Regions from separate parts of the Homo sapiens genome. Here region 1 is linked to region 2. The links are chromatin contacts, found by Hi-C or POLR2A ChIA-PET in ENCODE. All regions are on one chromosome and are shown on one strand. The core of a region is the stretch at or near the end of the contact, and the rest is flanking DNA. Distances in the headings are between cores, read along the strand shown. Region 1 holds the start of IL2 (interleukin 2). Region 2 holds the start of IL21-AS1 (IL21 antisense RNA 1).

Region 1 (3,741 bases), core at 1,219-3,718, 160 kb before region 2:
AATGTTGAGAGAGAAGGAACTCTTGGATGCCATCTATCACAATCCCAACATTTTACACTAGGTAACAATAATCATGTAGTAGTGGCTCTCAATATAGCCTTGAGCAAGACACATTTTTAAATATGTCTTAAATTTTTACTTTTCTACAATCACTACATTAAGATGCATTTTAAAAATGTTTGTCCCAGTGAAATAAAAAATTATAATACTTTGGGAGGACTTTTGGACAGGCCTCTTGATTCTATATTATATATAATATTTCATATTTCTATGGTATATTACAATTTAAAAGAATTTTCTCCAAAATAGGCCCATTTACTTCTCACAGTCATCTTTTGAAGTAGGCAGTGAAGTATCATCTCCACTTTATAAATAAGCACACTAAATCTCAGAATTTGACCACATAAGTAGGTAGAGCCAGAATTAGATTTCATTTCTTTCTCATTATAGCATTAACATAGCATCCTTGGAATCAAATATTTTTATTAGTTTCTAAAATCTTTTGTAAATGTGCAATGAGGGTTAAATGAACAAATGAATAGAGTTTATCATTACTTTTGGTTTCAAACTTAGATTTCCATGAATTCTACCACCCCCTAAATTATGCACATAATCTCATCTTTCTAACACTCTTTAGTGGGAAAGGTAGGTCAAGACAATACCAATCCCCTGATATGTCCATCTATTGCGCTTTCAATTCACCACTACAAATTCTACAAATTCGGGTTTAAGTTTTTGGCATGAACAATGTGGAGAAATTTTCTTCAGAAAACAGCATCTAGTATCTTTATGTTGCTGGAGTTGCATTATGTGGCTCTGATTAAACTAGAGTAACATCTGTAAGCTGTCTCCTTTACATCTTTCAGAAGGGTAGTTAGAAGCAGATTTCTCTTGAATTAATAGAATTTGAGTCAATGGGATTGCATCTGTGTCCCCTTAAATCCTATTATTTTCTGGGCTTGGATTCACCCTGGCACAAGCTCTTTCTGGCACCAGATTTTGTTCATTCTCTCTTAACTGGCACAGCTACTAGGTAGCTTTACACACCTAATGTAGCCTAGGAGCTTGGATGATTATGCTTATGCTCTATCTGAATCCAAAAACAACCTAATGAAGCTTTTAATCTTGGAAAATAAGTCATATAGCATTATAAATCTCAAGTTCTATTGGTAAAAAGATAAAGTCCAAAATTTTACTTTGTATTTCTCAGTGAAAATTTTATCTTTAATACTACTAATAATAGCTAATGCTTGTATGGTATTTACCTTATGCCAGACACGGTTCTGAGTGCTTTACATTTACTTACTAATTCTCACAAAGCCATATTAAGTATATACAGTTATTCATTTAAGTAGACATGAAACTGAATCACAAACAGAGTAGGTAATTTGCCAAAGATCATGAAAGCTAGGACATGGCAGAGCTGAGATTTCACTTCAGATATCTGGCCCCAGACTCTGTGCTATTAGTGTTATGCTGCCTCTCACTTAGAAACCTTTCCTAAAACAAGAAAAGATTTTTAAAAGTGGGCTCCTTGGAAATAGATTTTGGTATTTTACATACTAAAATGACATAATCAAATATTTTAGAGTTTTACATTTTTAAATGAAACCATAAATGAACATTTTTGTTTAGAATTGTCTTATCGATAAAGTGAGAATATTATTTTTATGTTTTCTTCCCACCCCCACCAACACACAAATATATATTAAAAATATAGGTAAAACTGTTTTAATAGAGGCTTCATTATCAAACTTGGGTTTTCAAAAAAACAAATTAAAGTTACTCTTTACCTCAGATGAGCTGCTATTAGTCCCATCTGTGCAAATTTTCATATTACTTTGAATTTTATTAAAACAGAAATTGAACATAAAATATTGTACTTACCTTCTTGGGCATGTAAAACTTAAATGTGAGCATCCTGGTGAGTTTGGGATTCTTGTAATTCTAAGAAAGTATAATGCATTGTTATTAAGAAATGATCTCCAGCTAGATTACTAAATGTAATAATTTTAGTAAGAAAGGAAATATACTTACATTAATTCCATTCAAAATCATCTGTAAATCCAGCAGTAAATGCTCCAGTTGTAGCTGTGTTTTCTTTGTAGAACTTGAAGTAGGTGCACTGTTTGTGACAAGTGCAAGACTTAGTGCAATGCAAGACAGGAGTTGCATCCTGTACATTGTGGCAGGAGTTGAGGTTACTGTGAGTAGTGATTAAAGAGAGTGATAGGGAACTCTTGAACAAGAGATGCAATTTATACTGTTAATTCTGGAAAAATATTATGGGGGTGTCAAAATGTTTTACATATTACACATATTTTCAAAGACTTTACCTGTCTGAAAAAACATTACCTTCATTTTTCCTCTTCTGATGACTCTTTGGAATTTCTTTAAACCCCCAAAGACTGACTGAATGGATGTAGGTGAAATCCCTCTTTGTTACATTAGCCCACACTTAGGTGATAGCTCTAATTCATGCAATTAACGCCTTCTGTATGAAACAGTTTTTCCTCCTTTCTTTAAGGGGGTGGGGATACAAAAGTAACTCAGAAAATTTTCTTTGTCATAAAACTACACTGAACATGTGAATAGCATATTGTGGTGGACAAGAGCAAGAGTAAACAGATGAAAAGAATAAATGTTTAGATTTGTTGATAAAACAGGAAGTGTATTGGTTTCCTGTTTCAGAATGGTTTTACCTTTTTATCCACACAATGAGCTAATTGCATACAATAAGATAGATTGCTTCTTACATGTCAGCTAGAGAAATACTAAGATTAGAATACTTAAAATGCTTATTGAGCTTGAGGTACTGTTTAACGCTATTTTAATTTAAAATGATTATATATCTGTTTAAGTCTCTTAATGTCTATTGTACATTTTTTAAAGGGTGCGATTGTTAAATACTCAGAAAAAGGTTTGCATTCAAGGATACTGATGCTAGTTTTATAATAGACTTTGTATGTGTTATGTGTAAACCAGTCCATGTTTCTCGTTTTTATGTCTTTACCTCTTTAATGGATTTTTATTTATCCTCTAAATCACCTGGGACACTATGAATGTAACAATAATCGTTATGAAATATGATCTTGTTTTTAGTCAGAAGACTAGGATATTTAGGATAGGTGTTCATTCATCCTCAGTACAGTGCACAAACTGGCTGAACAATTGTACGGATATATACTTCTAATTTAACCTGGGGACACTTGAGGAGATCCTGTCTCAGAGAGAGTCCTTGTAAAGCTTCCATTCTATGGCCTTATTTATTTCTTACCTGGACTTTTTTTTTTTTTTTAAAGATGGTATTGTCTGTGTTTTTGTTTGTTTTTTTAAGACAATATTGTCTGGTCTTTAAACAGACATCTAGCACCTATAATGCCTTCAGGTATATAGAAAGAGAGAAAAGAGAACAGTGTACAGGCAGGCACTTAGTCTAATATAAGTCTTACAGACTTGTGAAGTGATGGCTCCTATTTTGCAGATTAGAAAACTGAGGCTCAGAGAAGTTAAGTAATTTGCTCTAGGTCACTCAGCCCTTATTGCCAGTAAGGGGCAGAAGAAGGATTTGAAAAGAGAATGTTCTGACTCCAAAAATCCACTCTCTTACCATTTGTATTTTTTCAAAGAACCTGATTTGTAATAGGGAAGATATGTACATACACAAGTGTAGTCCTGGGTGATAGGTGATTGCTGCCCCAAGGGAGGTGGATATAAGGAATCTTGAATAAGGAACAATTA
Region 2 (3,837 bases), core at 972-3,471:
CTTGTTGAAAAATTTTAATGCTGATCCAAAAGCTTATATCCAGGTGACTTGTATCCAACTTACTTTTTTCTTTCAGCAAACGTGTGTATGTGATGCTATTTTCCCCCTGAAGTTGCTATATTTTCATTTCACTATGCATATGGAAGCTACTACCTTATAACCAGAAGCCTCAATCCCTCCCAGTCCCTACAAAGGCAGGCCTATACGTAACAATATTACCTGAATCTTCTTATGGACAATCAGCTGAACACAGCATCTGGCCTGCTTTGCATTTTCCAACCCATATGCTTACCCAATATGAATGTAGATTAATAATATGCATCTCTAAGACACAAACCTATCAGGTTTGCTTTGCATATATAGCCACAAGCCGAGAAGCAGCTTATCTGGTTTCCTTATATCAAGGCAGATTGCCTCTCATAAGGGCAAGGTGGTGTCCTTTCCATATGTTTGCCAAAATGCTTATTTAATAGAAACTATTTATAAATGTTCAATATAGCACTTTTTTTTCCTTGAAAACCACACGTTCATGTTTGTTGAAGTTTTTTCTTTTCTCTTCTTTTTGACCACAACCGGCTTAACTTACTGGAAAAAATAATATTCATATTTAAAGAGGTAAATTTTCCAGCTGAAACTGAAAATACTGACTGCTTCATCCGTGATGATCTGAAAAACCAGCATTTCTCACAGAGGCTCATTTTGCTGAGTTAACATTTACATGTGTATGCTGAAAGAAAATTAGGTTCCAAAGAAGTAGAGGGGCCCTGCCAGCCAAATGAACTCCCTTGAGATAATATTGCCAGGAATGGTCAGTACCGGTACTCAAAGCACTGAAATTGTAAAACTACAATTTCAGTTGTAAAAACAACTGAAAATCTTTTCTGAAAGCCTTTGAATGGTACCTGGACACTGACGCCCATATTGATGGGGCTGTGCTTCCTCTCCCACCCTTCCTTGTTTACCTCTGTTAACAGACAATGGGGTTTTGTTTTCTTCTGTTCTGCAAGCAGCAGAGCTGTGTCTGGCAATATGTGGTCCAGGATAAATAACTGCGGGAATTGGCTTTATATGCACATCAAAGGCAGCCTCAAAAGAGGAAAAGAAGTAGAGGGCTGTCGCCACTAAACTGCCTTAAGGATGTATTGAGAAGGAGAGTGAAAAGATTAACCTTGATTTAGGCAGCCTCAGGTGCCCTATCACTCAGGAGTCTACAGGATGCCAACTCCATATTTAGCACTGTCTGGAAGCATGAACATTGCTTTCCTTTGCTATGCCTTGGTGACAACAGACTCCAAAGGCAAGACTTTGTTTCCCTCATGCTTTAACATATGAGAACATGAGGAGTTTTCTGCTGCTACATTGTTTTGCAGACTAGAAGGAGCGGTAGTAAAGTCAAACGCAAGAATTAACAAACCATTCCTCTTCAGCTGAAGAACAAGTCAAGTGCTGCTTTTGCCAGGAGTCACACTTGGCTTTGTTGTTTTGCAATTGAATTTTTGAAATTTTTTACCTCCTTAGGGCTTTTTTTTTTTTCTTTTGTAGAAACAGGATGTCTCACTATTTTGCCCAGGTTGTTCTCAAACTCTTGACCTCAAGCAATCCTCCAAACTTGGCTTCCCAAAAGGATTACAGGCATTGGGATTACAGGCAGGAGCCACTTCACCCAGCTGAGGCCTATTTTTACATTTTTTTCCTTTTGCAAAGAAAGCCCTGGCCATTCACACTAAGAAGTCTTGCTAATTGGGCAAGACTACCTTTGTCCTGGCTGGGTGCAGTGGCTCACGCCTGTCATCCCAGCACTTTGGGAGGCCAAGGCAGGTGGATCACGGGGTCAAGAGATTGAGACCATCCTGGCCAACATGGTGAAACCCCGTCTCTACTAAAAAATACAAAAATTAGCTGGGTGTGGTGGCGTGCGCCTGTAGTCCCAGCTACTCGGGAGGCTGAGGCAGGAGAATCGCTTGAACCTGGGAGGCAGAGGTTGCAGTGAGCTGAGATCGCACCACTGCACTCCAGCCTAGCAACATATCGAGACTCCGTCTCAAAAAAAAAAAAAAAAAAAAAAAAAAAGGATTACCTTTGTCCTACACACAAACTAGGTTTATATCAGGGTTTCTCAACGGTGATACCACTGACATTTGGGGCTAGATAATTCTTTGTTGTCAGGGCTGTCTTGTGCATTCTAGAATGTTTAGTACCTGGCTTCTACCTACTAGATGCCAGTAGCACCCCCATTCTACCTCCAAGTGTGACAACCAGAAATTTTTCCAGCCAATGCCAAATGTTTTCTGGGGCACAAAAATCACCACCGGTTGAGAACCACTGGTTATATGATTAGACGGAAAGAAAAAGAGAAAAAGAAAGATGCCTGGCTAGGCCAATTAGAGATCTTAGATAATTACTATATGCATGCAACATTAGATAGTTTTATTTTCATTAAACTTTTAAATCTTTTAAAATCTCTTACAGACCCTACTTTGAAGCTAGCTTGATATAATGCTAATGTGACCTTGAACGATTTCTTTCTTCCTGAGTTTGCCTACTAGTATAGCTTAAAGATCCAAGTTACACTATTACTCACTTATATCATAGCCAGCATTGCTTGATCAGATTATCAGATAGATACAGTATCACGGAGACAAAATCCTTTCATTATGATGTAAGATAAAAAATATCTTTCATTAACAACACACGTAAAGGAAGTACCCACTGGACCAACTCAGGTTAGAAGGTGGAATCTCTTTCTTATTTCTTATTTTGCAAGTTATAGACTACAGCCAGGAAACTCTGGAAAGAACTCTAACCATAACAGTTAAACAAGGTGCATGAGATGCTAGAAATGTATGTTTTGATAATTAGGCACATTGATTAAGAAGTATTTTCAGTTATTGGAAAAGTCTTTCCAATAAGCTGAATGTGCTACTTTCATTTTAGATGCTGCTTATTAGAAAAGGACCTAGTAAATGAGAGTGTTTGGGTTCAGAGCTAGAGAGTGAATTTTAGAGAAAAGCAATAGTTGTGACTCATTCACTTTCTAAACTTTTACACATAGTCATTTACGATAATTGTTTTCTTTGCAATGTATCTTCTTAAGTCTCCCCCTTTGTAGTGTCCTAATTACTGGTAGCACTTTTAGTTATTCTAATTTATGCAATTAAAGGTCTGTGACAATGAAAACATTTCCCCAATTGCATTTATACTCTCAGGGTACCAGACCAGAAGATCAGATCGTAGAAGTTACTGGAGAAAAAGATCAGCGGACAGCACTCTTGAACTACATGCCAGGCCTCTTCTTCCTGGAACTCTAATGGATTTAAATGGCTTAAGAGACGGGATGAATTGTTGAAAATGGTTCTTTCAAAAGACCTCACGGAAGGCCAAAGACAAGACTCACTGAGGCCAAGGTATATGTGAATTATATTCTGAAGGACAGCTTTGATTTCCACACCACCATTTCTCCATGCTGTCCCTGTAATCTAATTCTTTCTTTCTTTCTTTTTTAAGTTTGTTATTAAAAGGTTAATTCTGCTTCCTACTGTATGTATCTATGTTTCTTCGGTAGGATAACAAAGAAGGCTCAAAAGCTTTCATGCCCAAGGGCTCTTAAAGAGTAACTAGCTGTGCATTGTTCAGAAACTGATCAGAGTATAGATTTCGTTTCTAGTTTTGTTATTCTGTCTCAGCAATACTACTTAGGAGTACTCTTAGAGATTCTTGAAGATAAACATAGTTTATGAGGAATATAATATAGCATTTTTTAGTTGGTTTTTGGTAAATCAATGAATTTAACCAAAATATAAATAAATATTTCATCAATTATTAGACCGCTAAGTTCAT

The links. Hi-C counts contacts between places; a loop is a spot of excess contacts on that map. ChIA-PET counts read pairs that join two places held with the same protein, here RNA polymerase II (POLR2A). Pooled maps may share reads with other maps.
Region 1: a pooled map shows a loop between it and region 2 (13-fold over the local background). The contact joins the promoter of IL2 here to the promoter of IL21-AS1 in region 2. A Hi-C loop is called at or near these places in 6 of 50 pooled maps. POLR2A ChIA-PET finds 5 or more read pairs at or near these places in 2 of 52 experiments (activated T-cell and activated naive CD4-positive, alpha-beta T cell).

Annotation. Positions count from the first base shown.
Region 1 is chr4:122,454,257-122,457,997 of GRCh38, forward strand. IL2 (interleukin 2) reads right to left here and starts at 2,469. Exons shown (of 4, transcript NM_000586.4): 1 at 2,038-2,469; 2 at 1,888-1,947. The coding sequence starts at 2,184.
Region 2 is chr4:122,616,762-122,620,598 of GRCh38, forward strand. It overlaps IL21-AS1 (IL21 antisense RNA 1), which reads left to right and starts at 2,222. Exons shown (of 11, transcript NR_104126.1): 1 at 2,222-2,731; 2 at 3,207-3,404. All of the region lies in intron 2 of IL21 (interleukin 21), which reads right to left. RefSeq lists an enhancer at 3,392-3,837.